Linked DNA regions of Homo sapiens: region 2 is linked to region 1. Evidence: chromatin loops called from intact Hi-C (ENCODE). Cell type or tissue: A673. All regions are shown on one strand. Each heading gives the region's core, and the rest is flanking DNA. Links, peaks and the distances in the headings are about the cores only.

The links. Peaks named below come from ENCODE experiments on the same cell type or tissue, not always from the same donor. Only the 100,000 strongest peaks of a DNase experiment are listed, where the experiment ranks them.
Region 2: a loop joins it to region 1, with 2.1 times the contacts of the local background. A loop is called at or near these places in 1 of 110 quality-filtered maps.

What each region holds. Positions count from the first base shown.
Region 1 is chr2:202,012,278-202,017,655 of GRCh38, reverse strand. No RefSeq gene overlaps it. Among named protein-coding and RNA genes, the nearest start is that of FZD7, 19 kb to the left of the region's middle. In A673, for the core only: no CTCF peak of the experiment used is centred there; a DNase peak (open chromatin) is centred at 2,795.
Region 2 is chr2:201,930,161-201,935,538 of GRCh38, reverse strand. No RefSeq gene overlaps it. Among named protein-coding and RNA genes, the nearest start is that of FZD7, 100 kb to the left of the region's middle. In A673, for the core only: no CTCF peak of the experiment used is centred there; DNase peaks (open chromatin) are centred at 1,668, 2,878 and 3,838; H3K27me3 peaks cover 3,702 bases.

The sequences.
Region 1 (5,378 bases), core at 323-5,322:
TTAATAAATATTTGTTGAATAAAAACGTTGTTTTCTACTTTTCTTTATGCAGTTAAATTTGTTGGTTTAAAATAATTTTCCTCATAATTTCTGAGAGCTTAAACACTGAAGTTTGTGTTTATGTGTGTATGTAAAATAACAATTATAGGAGTTGAGTCCAATCTTCCTCCCCAACTATAAGTCCCTGTTACGGTGGTCCCTATACCTATCACCATGGCCCCCCTTGAATACATCTGCCTTACTATCTTTAAAAACACACAAAACCCCCAAAAACAATTAATTACAAAAATGCTGTTTTATGTTGTAGCAAGTAAAAATGGTGCCCTGTCTTTCATGACTTCTATAAACCAGTAAGGGCTTTGAGCACCCAAAGGCTTAGAACCCCATCTTACTTTTCAAAAACAAACAAACAAACACACAAAAGAAACACAGATTCTTTTGATAAACATAAAACCCTCACAATTGCCCAGAAAGTCTAATGTGTTTTTTTTATCTGCATGTTTTAGATGCAGAAATGGACACTTAGAGAGGCTAAATAACTTGTCCAAGATCATGGAGCTAGTAACTAGTGGGGCTGTGATTTGAACCCGGGCCATCTGGCTTCAGAACTGGAGGCACCAGTTGATCACGCTGACAAGTGTCAGGTGTCTGTGCCACTGGCCAAAACACAGTTCTGGCAGGAGAGATCTCAGCTCTGCTTGAACTCCAGGGAGAGAGGGCTTTCTTTGCATGTTCCCATTTCATTTTTGGACAGCTTTAATTGTTAGAAAGTCCTTCACTATATTGAACTGAAATCTGCCTCCCCAAGGCTTCCATTGATTTTCACAGTACAAATTTAATCCCTCTCCCACACAACCACCCCTCAGATATATGTGTGCCACCCCGCCCCCACACCTCCTCCTCCACCCTGTTGGTGGGAACACTGGAAACAGGCCCTCTCAAGGTTCCAGGCCCCTAGTGCGGCTGAGACCACAGGGAGGCTAGATGGGGCTTATACAGGAGGCGGAATGTTAAATCAGGTATTGCCAGTTGTTGTAGGTAATGTTTAGAACCCTGGACAAAGAATTCTCTAGGAACCAGCTAAGAATGGCTCACCATCCCTGAATTATACACTTCCCTGTAACATGGACATTGCCATAAGATGTCGTTGATCCTGAAAGTGGCTGAGTCTTTTTTTTTTTTTTTTTTTTTTTTGAGACAGAGTCTCGTTCTGTCGCCCAGGCTGGAGTGCAGTGGTGCAATCTTGGCTCACCACAAGCTCCGCCTCCCGGGTTCATGCCATTTCCTGCCTCAGCCTCCCAAGTAGCTGGGACCACAGGCGCCCGCCACCATGCCCGGCTAATTTTTTTGTGTTTTTAGTAGAGACGGGGTTTCATCGTGTTAACCAGGATGGTCTCGATCTCCTGACCTCATGACCCGCCCATCTCGACCTCCCAAAGTGCTGGGATTATAGGCGTGAGCCACCGCGCCTGGCCTGTAGCTGAGTCTTTATTCCAACCTAATTAGTTTCAGTGGGAAGGGAACCATAGACAAAAAATTATTGAGGATGAAACCCCAAGAGACATCAAAATGGGTAGGATGGAGCGCCCAAATGGGGATGCAGAGCAGGTTCTGCAGCAGGAATGATCATGTGATGCCTAATGGGTTTGAAATGGCAGTAGACACTTGCTAAGTGCATACCCTGGTCTGAGCACAAAAGAGACTTAGAAATGCAGTTTTAAAGTCATTTCTGTTCCCTCCATTGATTACGTTATAGAAATAGAAACGCATGGGTGTGTGGCAGGTGGTGTATAGTAGCAAAGCAACCAGGGCCTGCTCCTTTGGAATATCTCAGCCAAGGAGACTGAAGGAGTAGCACGTTTTGGCAGCAATTTTTAGCCGTTCTCTCCACCCCCAACTCCCAGCCTTTGGCTAGACTTGGCACCTGATGGATGGGTGGCTTATCTTTGTATAACCACATGGCCGAATATCTCCAAAAGGCCAGCAAAGATATGGTAGCCTCAAAGCTCAGCAGGACCCAAATCCTGACCAGATCCAAAGATCCTTTGGAGAGGCAGCAAACATGGCCAGCAAAGGAGATGCCCTAATTGTGTCTAAATGCATGTGTTCATTCATCCATCCAAAACCAAGTGTGCTGGCCCCTGTGTGTGGACCCACAGATACAGTGGTAAACAAGCCCAGTACAGTCTCCGTGTCGTGCCGTACAGACTTACTGCACACATACCACGTGCCAGGCTCTGTGCTGGCCTGACTTGGTATGTAGGCCCTTAATGTCCCATCCTTTTAGGGGTTTTAGGAAGGAGATGTGGACGGCAAATGTCTTCCATGCTTTTGGAATAGGCTTCTGTTGGGGGTATGCTGGGACTGCTCGTGCTGGCTGTCTTCTTGGAGATGTGAGATGTGCAGCCACCAAGGGCTCCTCAGAGGAACACCCACAGGACTCTCCATCCACGCCTCCATCAGGCAAATTCCCCTTTGTCTAAATTTGGATGTTGTTCTCTCTAACGGAGCAGAGGGTAAGTCTAGCAATGTCAGCCTCCCTTGGAATCTCAGGCCAAGCCTTTGAGCAGACAGGCATTTCTCATCCTCAGTCTCTCAGCATCTCCCAGCGATTAACATAACCTGACACCAGGCCCATCAAGATAAGGATCCTAATGGCCACAATGTCTTCCCTTTCCTCCCCCAGCCCTTCTTTATTGCTCTGCACATTACGCTCACTTCCAGCAGGGAAGAGTTTAGAAGCGTGGGGCTAGGCGACCCCGTTCTGCAGGCAGCTCCCCGCAAGGCTTGTGCGAGGGCTCCAGGGACAGAGAAGCATTTCCCTTTAATAAGCTTCTCACACTACATTAAAGATAAAAGGGGAAGGGAAATATTTATATTCTGACAAAGCAGCTCTTCCCTTCAGGCTCTTGTTTTATTTATTAACTTGCTCTGTCCCTCTCTCAGTCTTTCTCTATTTCAGGGGCGAGGCATTTCCTCTCCTTCTCCCCTTTAGTCACTAATTTTGTGGGTGAGTGACAGTGACAGAGGGACTTTAGAATCGTTGTCAAAGAGATGGGATTTATAGGTGGGTGCCATTCCCAGGTGACACACACAGCTGTTCCTGTACCCTCTCGGGAGATGCTCCCCCATTACCACACTTATTATATAGCCCTTGGACGGCAGGATGAATCATGCTGGTTATGTTATGTCATTTAAAATGAAGCTGTGTCAGTCCAGCAAATTGCTCAGAGATACAGTAATCTGGATGCTGACTCCGTACACCTGGGACTTCTTCGACCTCTTCTTTTATTGCATATTTTCCTCTCTCCCAGAGGTGATCTCTTGAGGAAGCTTATTTCCTCCAGCTAATCTGCCTAGAGCCAATAAAACACAGATATGCTGTTTTGCAATGATTATCATTAAAGTTGCAGGCTACTATTGTTCCAAAGCCTACTCTAGTTGTAAAGGAGTTAATTCTCTTAAACATGCCCTGCCTAGATTATTAGATGGTCAGGATGGTTTAGCCTCTGTTCTGTTGGCCCAGGGAATATTCATCTTGTTTTCCAAGTAGAAGCTCTTTTGTTTTTTGGTAGTGACTTTTTAAAAGTGACATATGATCATCATTTAAAATTTCAAGTACAAAGAAAGCAACAAATGTCCTACCTATCCACTTGTGGAGAAGCAATATAGGGTGATGGTTGAGAGCAAAGACAGCAAAGACCCTGGAGTCTGAATCCCTGGGTTTGACTCTTAGCTCTCCCATGTACTATCTGTGTAACCCATAGGAAACATCTCCATTCCTCAGTTTCCTTACCTGTAAAATGGGGGTGATGATATCTACTCCTTAAAAATTTTATGTGGGGGGCCAGCGGTCCTCATGCCTGTAATAGCAGCACTTTGGGAGGCTGAGGTGAGTGGATCGCTTGAGCCCAGGAGTTCAGCCTGGACAACATGGCAAAACCTCATCTCTACAAAAAAATATTTTTAAAAAATTAACTGGGTGTGGTGGCGTGCACCTGTAGTCCCAGATATCTGGGAGGTTGAGGTGGGAGGATCACTTGAGCCCAGGAGGTGGAGGCTGCAGTGAGCCATGATCACGCCACTGCACTCCAGCCTGGGCAATAGAGTGAGTTTATGAGGATTAAATTTGTAGATACATGTAAAGTTCTTAAGATAGTGTTGACACGTAGTGAGCACGTAAAAAGAATTAGCTATTGTTACAATTACCATTGAAAAATAATCAGAAAGCAAGAGAGGTCACAAATAATTTTATTGTAACATGATTATATTATGCATGCTTTTAAAATAATTAAAAACATTAGGCTTGGTTTTACCTGAACTTAACAGTAAAAAGGAACTCAGGTGAAATTAATAAACTTCAAAGATTAGTTCCTGAATGACAAGACATGTTAGTTTCTAGAAGATCATCCCAAGATTAGAAAAATATAATGGGTGATGAAAATTAATTGAAAGGTTGGGTGGGTGGTTTTGATTGGCTTCCTGCCAGGTAATAAGATGATTTAGTGCTCTCATGCTTCTTCCCCACTCCCAATTTTTGATGCTTCTATAATTTTTAATTTGTTTGACTTTATAGCATCTACATTCTGATTTGCATCTATTTATTTCTCCAGAGGTCTAGTCCTCTTTCTATATTTAATTGAATTCAGTGTTTACTGCTAGTCCTTTTATCAAGAGTTTCACATTACTAGTTCTCTAATTTGGTCAATTTTTTTGACTGGTTGTATTTCACTGTCGAGTAGGCTTTTTTCTCCTATTTTTTGCCCCTGCAGAAGGACTTAGTGGTGTTATATTCCCCAAATTCTTTCATATTTGAGAATGTTTGACTGTTATGTCACTATGTATGTGAGTGACATCTTGCTGAGTGTAATGTTCTTGAGTTGCCTTTTCTTTTCCTCAAAACCTTGTAGGCATTTTTCTATTGCCTTCTGGCATTAAATGTTGCTATTTGGAAGGATGATGCCAGGCTTGTAGTTTTCCCCTTGTCAGATCCTAGGTTTTTTTTTTTTGTTTTGTTTTTTGTTTTTGAGATGGAGTCTTGCTCTGTCACCCAGGCTGGAGTGCAGTGGCATGATCTCGGCTCACTGCAGCCTCCACCTCCCAGGTTCAGGCGATTCTCCTGCCTCAGCCTCTCTAGTAGCTGAGGTGCACTTCACTACACCTGGCTAATTTTTTTATTTTTATTTTTAGTAAAGACAGATTTTCACCATCTGTCTTTACTAAAGTTTGAGAGCTGGTCTCAAACTCCTGACCTCAAGTGACCCACCTGCCTCAGCCTCCCAAAGTGTTGGGATTACGGGCGTGAGACACTGCACCTGGCCAAGAATTCTTGTTGATCGATCTATATCATATTTCCCTAGTTTAGAATGGGTCCTTCC
Region 2 (5,378 bases), core at 301-5,300, 82 kb after region 1:
CTCTCTAAAATAATAATTAGTCACAGCCAGCACTAAGAAAAGGCAATTTTCCATTAGAAAGAAAACACCTGAAGTGGGTGATCAGCAGGAAGATCTCAGGAGTTGGGTGAGTGGACTTGAGCATGTGCACTAAGAGGCAAAATGGCGGAGTTTAACTGGTATGTGACCTTCCTCTACACCTGACTGGTAAGGGAAGAATGCCTCAAGTGAGCATGCATACAACTTCAGTGAACACACTGTGCATGCAGCCCTTCCCAAGTGCTGGCCAGCCACTGTACATGCGGACAGCCCACCCCAAGGGAAGAATCAGGGGAGAAGGAGTGCAGACCCCGGAAGCATGCTGATATGGTTTGGCCGTGTCCCCACCCAAATCGCATCTTGAATTGTAGCTCCCATAATTCCCACGTGTTGTGGGAGGGACTTGTGGGAGATAATTGAATCGTGGGGGGCAGTTTCCCCCATAATGTTCTCATGGTAGTGAATAAGTCTCATAAGAGCTGATGGTTTTATAAGGGGTTTCCCCTTTCACTTGGCTCTCATTCTCTCTTGCCTGCCACCCTGTAAGACGTGTCTTTCACCTTCTGCCATGAATGTGAGGTCTCCCCAGCCACACAGAACTGTGAGTCCATTAAACCTCTTTTTCTTTATAAAGTATCCAGTCTCAGGTATGTCTTTATCAGCAGTGTGAAAACGGACTAATACATGTGCCAACGTATAAAGCCGCAAGTCACAGATCAAACAGTGCAGTTGAATCGCTCGAGTTGCCTACTTGGCCCTCTTCCAAGTGTACTTTACTTCATTTCATTCCTACTCTAAAACTTTTTAATAAACTTTCACTCCTGCTCAAAAACTTGCTTCTGTCTTTTACTTTCCCTTACGCCCCCTCGTTGAATTTTTTCCTCCGAGAAGGCAAGAATTGAGGTTGATGAGAGAACCTGAACAGAACAGAACAGAGACCTGTTCCGATTTGCTGCTGCCAACAGTAACACTCACACGTTCCAGGGATTAGGATCTGGGTATCTTTGGGGGCCTTTATTCAGCCTACCACAGGAATCAAGTCATAGGGAAGCTTGGTTGGGCCACGCCACACTCAGGGGCCTGCTTCTCTCTGCCTTGGACAATGGCTGTGCCACCAGGGGAGACAAAATGTACCTCTCCTCAAAGGGCTCCAGGGCTGCCCTGTGAGTTGCATTTTGTTTTTCCTGGTGAACTCTTTCTCCTAACCGTTGTCATTTGTCAAAGGCGGCAGGCAATCAAAGTCCTGGCCACATTCATCTTGCCCTCCCTCTCTTCCTCCAGGATGCAGGCCCATGACAGCTATTGCTGCCAGCCCTGGGCCCCCCACAGCCTGACATATGAAGGCTGTGAGGATGCCCAGTTGTTGGACCTGGCTCTGCTCCAGGCTGTCAGCCCTTCCATTAGTAGGAAGCAGGTCAGAGCTCTCTCTAAAGCTTCAAAAACATCGCCCCAGCCGTTGGACAGACCGGCAGTCACTTGAGCCTGTGGTAGGTATCCAAACCTCAGGAAAGTCTGTCTCACACAGGCCTGAGCTGGGCTTCACAGAGGAAGGGCATTATGTCAGTGAAAACAAAATGAAACCGCAGGGTCCTGCTTGGTGGGGCTTTGTTCTGCCAAATCCTTCAGGCTACCCGGCTCTGCCCGAGCCTCCTCCTCACTGTGCCAGGACATTCTTCAGTGACTTTGCAAGAGCAGGACAGCTGGCTTCCGGGGAGTGTGAGAAATGGCTTCAGAGGAGCATCCTCTCTGGAGGGTGGGGGAGAAAGAAAAGGGGAGAGAATTCTCATACCGGGAAGGTGGGAGGTAGTTCTTGTCAGGATCAGGATGAAATTGAGATGTTGCTCTGGCTGTTATTCATGAGTGACTATTTGGGCTAAAGTATTAATTTTTAATAACATGAAGGATGAACATGTTATAACTACCTCTAAGTAAAATCGAGATAGGAAAGAATAACCGCAGATGCTGGGAAATGGCTTTTTAAAACATGCATTTTCTATGGATAAATATAAGTCTGTATGCATTTATCCAATGCCCTCATGTGTGCAGAAATGTGAACATACTTTACTAATTCAGGTTAATTGGGTGAGATGCCTAAGTGAAATGTCTGAATTCATATTTTAATAAAGAAATGCAGTTTTATTATTTTCAAGAGCTTTGAGTAATGGGGCTAACAAGATGTTACCTAGGAGACATATTTATGGATTTATTCTTTAGGTAGAAAAGACTCCAATTTAGAATGCAGCAATTGGAGGGCAACGCTGGCAAATTGAAGGTGTGTTCTGAGTGCAGGTGGGGATGTGTTGGAGGGTTTTGATTCATAGAAAACATTAACTTGTATTAATCATTCTGGACATCAGTGCTGCGGTTTTAGGCACCAGACATAGCCATCCCCGCATGCCTCCCTACACACACACGCACACACACACACACAGGCATGCATGCACTCCATAGCATGTAATTCTGTACCAACCATGACACATCAAAGCAGAAAAAGACCTTTTCAGTCATCTGGTCAACCACTGAACCCATGAGGAGCTGGAGGGGCAGAGAGGTGAGGTGACTTGCCCAGCAGCCCACTAGAGAGTGAAAGAACTAGAATTGGGATGTGCATTCCCACTCCCAGATCAACTCTCTTTCCTCTTTTACTATTGCTTCTGAGGCATCCACAGCCACATTAGGGAAGGGGAGAAAGAAAGAGGGTGAGAGAAGAGAACAGAAGAGGCACAGATTTGGGGAAAGCAATGAATCATCTGACTACGACTTCTAATTGGATTTGGAGTGTTATTCCGTTTGTGCCTGCGCTTCCCTGCTGGGAAGCCAGCCCTGGGTCTCTGGAGCTGATACAGCAGTAACAGCAGCAGTTGCCATTTACTCAGTGTTTGTTCTGTGCCAGACACTCTTCTAAGCACTTGACATGGATTAACTCACTTAATCCTCAGAACAGGCCCTTGAAGTAGGTCCTGTTACTAAGCCCATTACATCTGTGAAGAAACTGAGGCAAGGAGAGATTAAGGGTCTCATCCAAGGTCATAAGTGACAGAGCCAGGACTCAAATCCAAGCCCTCTATCTTCAGAGCCCTCTCTCACCTGGCACTACTCTGCCCTAACCATTTTGCTCTACACTAGACCTCCCAATAAATGGCACAAAATATTAGCCCTTCAGCCACTGGCTGCCCAGGCAAGGACTGGAGTGGCTGGAGCCACTTGGTTAGTTGCAAACAACTTCATTTGTTTGCCCTGGGGTGTCTTATGTTGTATTATTATTTTCTCCGTGTGCCATGGCGTGAGGAATGTTGGAAAGTGCTGCCCTATTCTGTAATGTAGTCACGATGGATGATTCAGTTAGTTTCGTGCTTTCTGGCTAGCTCAGAATAAATTAGCCACAGGTTTAGCCCTGCCGGCTGATGATTTAGCCTCCCAGACTCCGCTCAGTCCTCTGGGAGGCATCTCATAAACACAAGGGAGAGAGGGCAGGAGTGTGTCTGAATCTGCATCAACACCTCACCTGCTAGAAAGGCTGTGGCACATGTGCCCTCTGGGAACAAGTCGGCAGCCTCATCTGCATCTATGGACAGGACTTTCCAATGCAAGGAGAAAGCATCAGGAGCCGGAGTCGCACAGCAGCCTTGATTCCTCTAACCCTGGGTGGCAGTTCCTTTTCAAAACAATGTTGACTTCTCACCCTGACATACAGGGGTGCCTGCATTTTGTATTGGCATTGCAATGTTGTGTTCTTTTGGAGAACTACGTGTTCTGGAGATGTCAGGGTTAGAGGAGTCAGCAATTATGAGCTTATGAGATAATGACACGTGTGTTTAGTGTGATGGCAAATTATACCATAGAAAAAAATTTTGAAGATTCAGAGTGAACTATTTTCCTATATAAACTTACTGCCTCAGGAAAACTGTGGTTAAAATGATAAATTACCAGGAAACTTCAAGTTTCCCCTAGAGAGTCAAAATAAAAATACAAGAAGAGGCATTGTTGAAATAATCCCAAATTGGAAACAGTGATTATTCAATTAAAAATAAGTGTGGTTACACTTTCTATTTATATAGTATCATCTGGCAGTTTTTAGCCTTGAGACTCAAAGAGAAATCTAGTAATCCTAGACTTCAATATCCTCTTCTCCATGAGTTTTGCTATCCTACTCAACATCTAACCTTTTTCCTATAAATCTCCAAAGAAGTAGCTTCATCTCCTCTCCTGTAAATCTACTTCAGCTTTTTTGGGCTTTGTGACCAGAAAGCTCCTTCTAATGTCTATTCTGAATCTTGTTGCTATGATTTAAACCCATAATCTGTTGCCTTGTCCTAGGGAAAAATGGCAGCCACAGTTAATCCTTCACATTCTTAGAGAATATAACAAGGTCAACCCCTGACCTCCTCTTCTCCCTACTTAGCTCCATTTTGGGAGAGGTTTGTCTCTGGGCCCTCTCCAAACCCACATCATAGTGGAGTTCCAGAGTCTGAACCTAAATGCAATGTGGTGGTGAACAGGGTGGTCTCTGTGGGTTCTACCAGTCTCCCTGATTCACTGTTCCATCTGTAGAGACAAGGCTTGGCCAGCCTCCTGGGAGGATAAACTTGTGGTTTCCTCATTTACTACCCAGGAAGTGCAGGGTGTGCAGGAAGGAGTAGAAGAGGCACCACTTGGAAAAGGTGAGATTGGTCTGGACACCACTGCATGCTGGCCTGGGATCTTGGGCACCTCAGTTAAGCCTTCATAACCCCCTCCTTGATGTAAGGGAAAATTGTACCTACTGCACACAACCTCATAGGATGTTCTTAAGATCGAAGGAGATGAAATGTCATTGAAAAGCTCACTCTTCCCTCAGCTCAGCCCAGAAGGTTAAACTGGTTCCCCTTTGGCCCAGAGCCCAGTGGCCGAGTCCAGCTGGTTGAGACAAGGGGGTTAAGTCTAGGAGGCAATGGTCCAGTGGCTGGGCTACACCCTACTGAGTTAAAGATTGCTGACCACTTTACAATTTTGTGATGTCTCCCCTTTATTTCCTGTGGCCATAGCCTCAATGTGTGTGACAAATTTTATACATAGAAGGAAAAAGACAGTCACCCACTGGGTTAATGTAATTTCCTACACAAGACTCGAAAATGCCCATTACAGTGAATCCTTTGGATCAAGGCCTAGCAAATAGAAGACTGACATCAAAATACAAATATTTTACCTGCGATGGGTGAACCTCTGACAGCTGTCTCTACATTCTCACCGATAAGTGAGTTAATTCCCTAGCAAATAGCCAGGCCCTTGGGGGATGGTACGTGTCATTTTTGGGGAATGCTGGATCAACAGGCAGTTTGGAGTGGAAGAAAGGATATCAAGCTTTGGCCCCAGATTTGCCA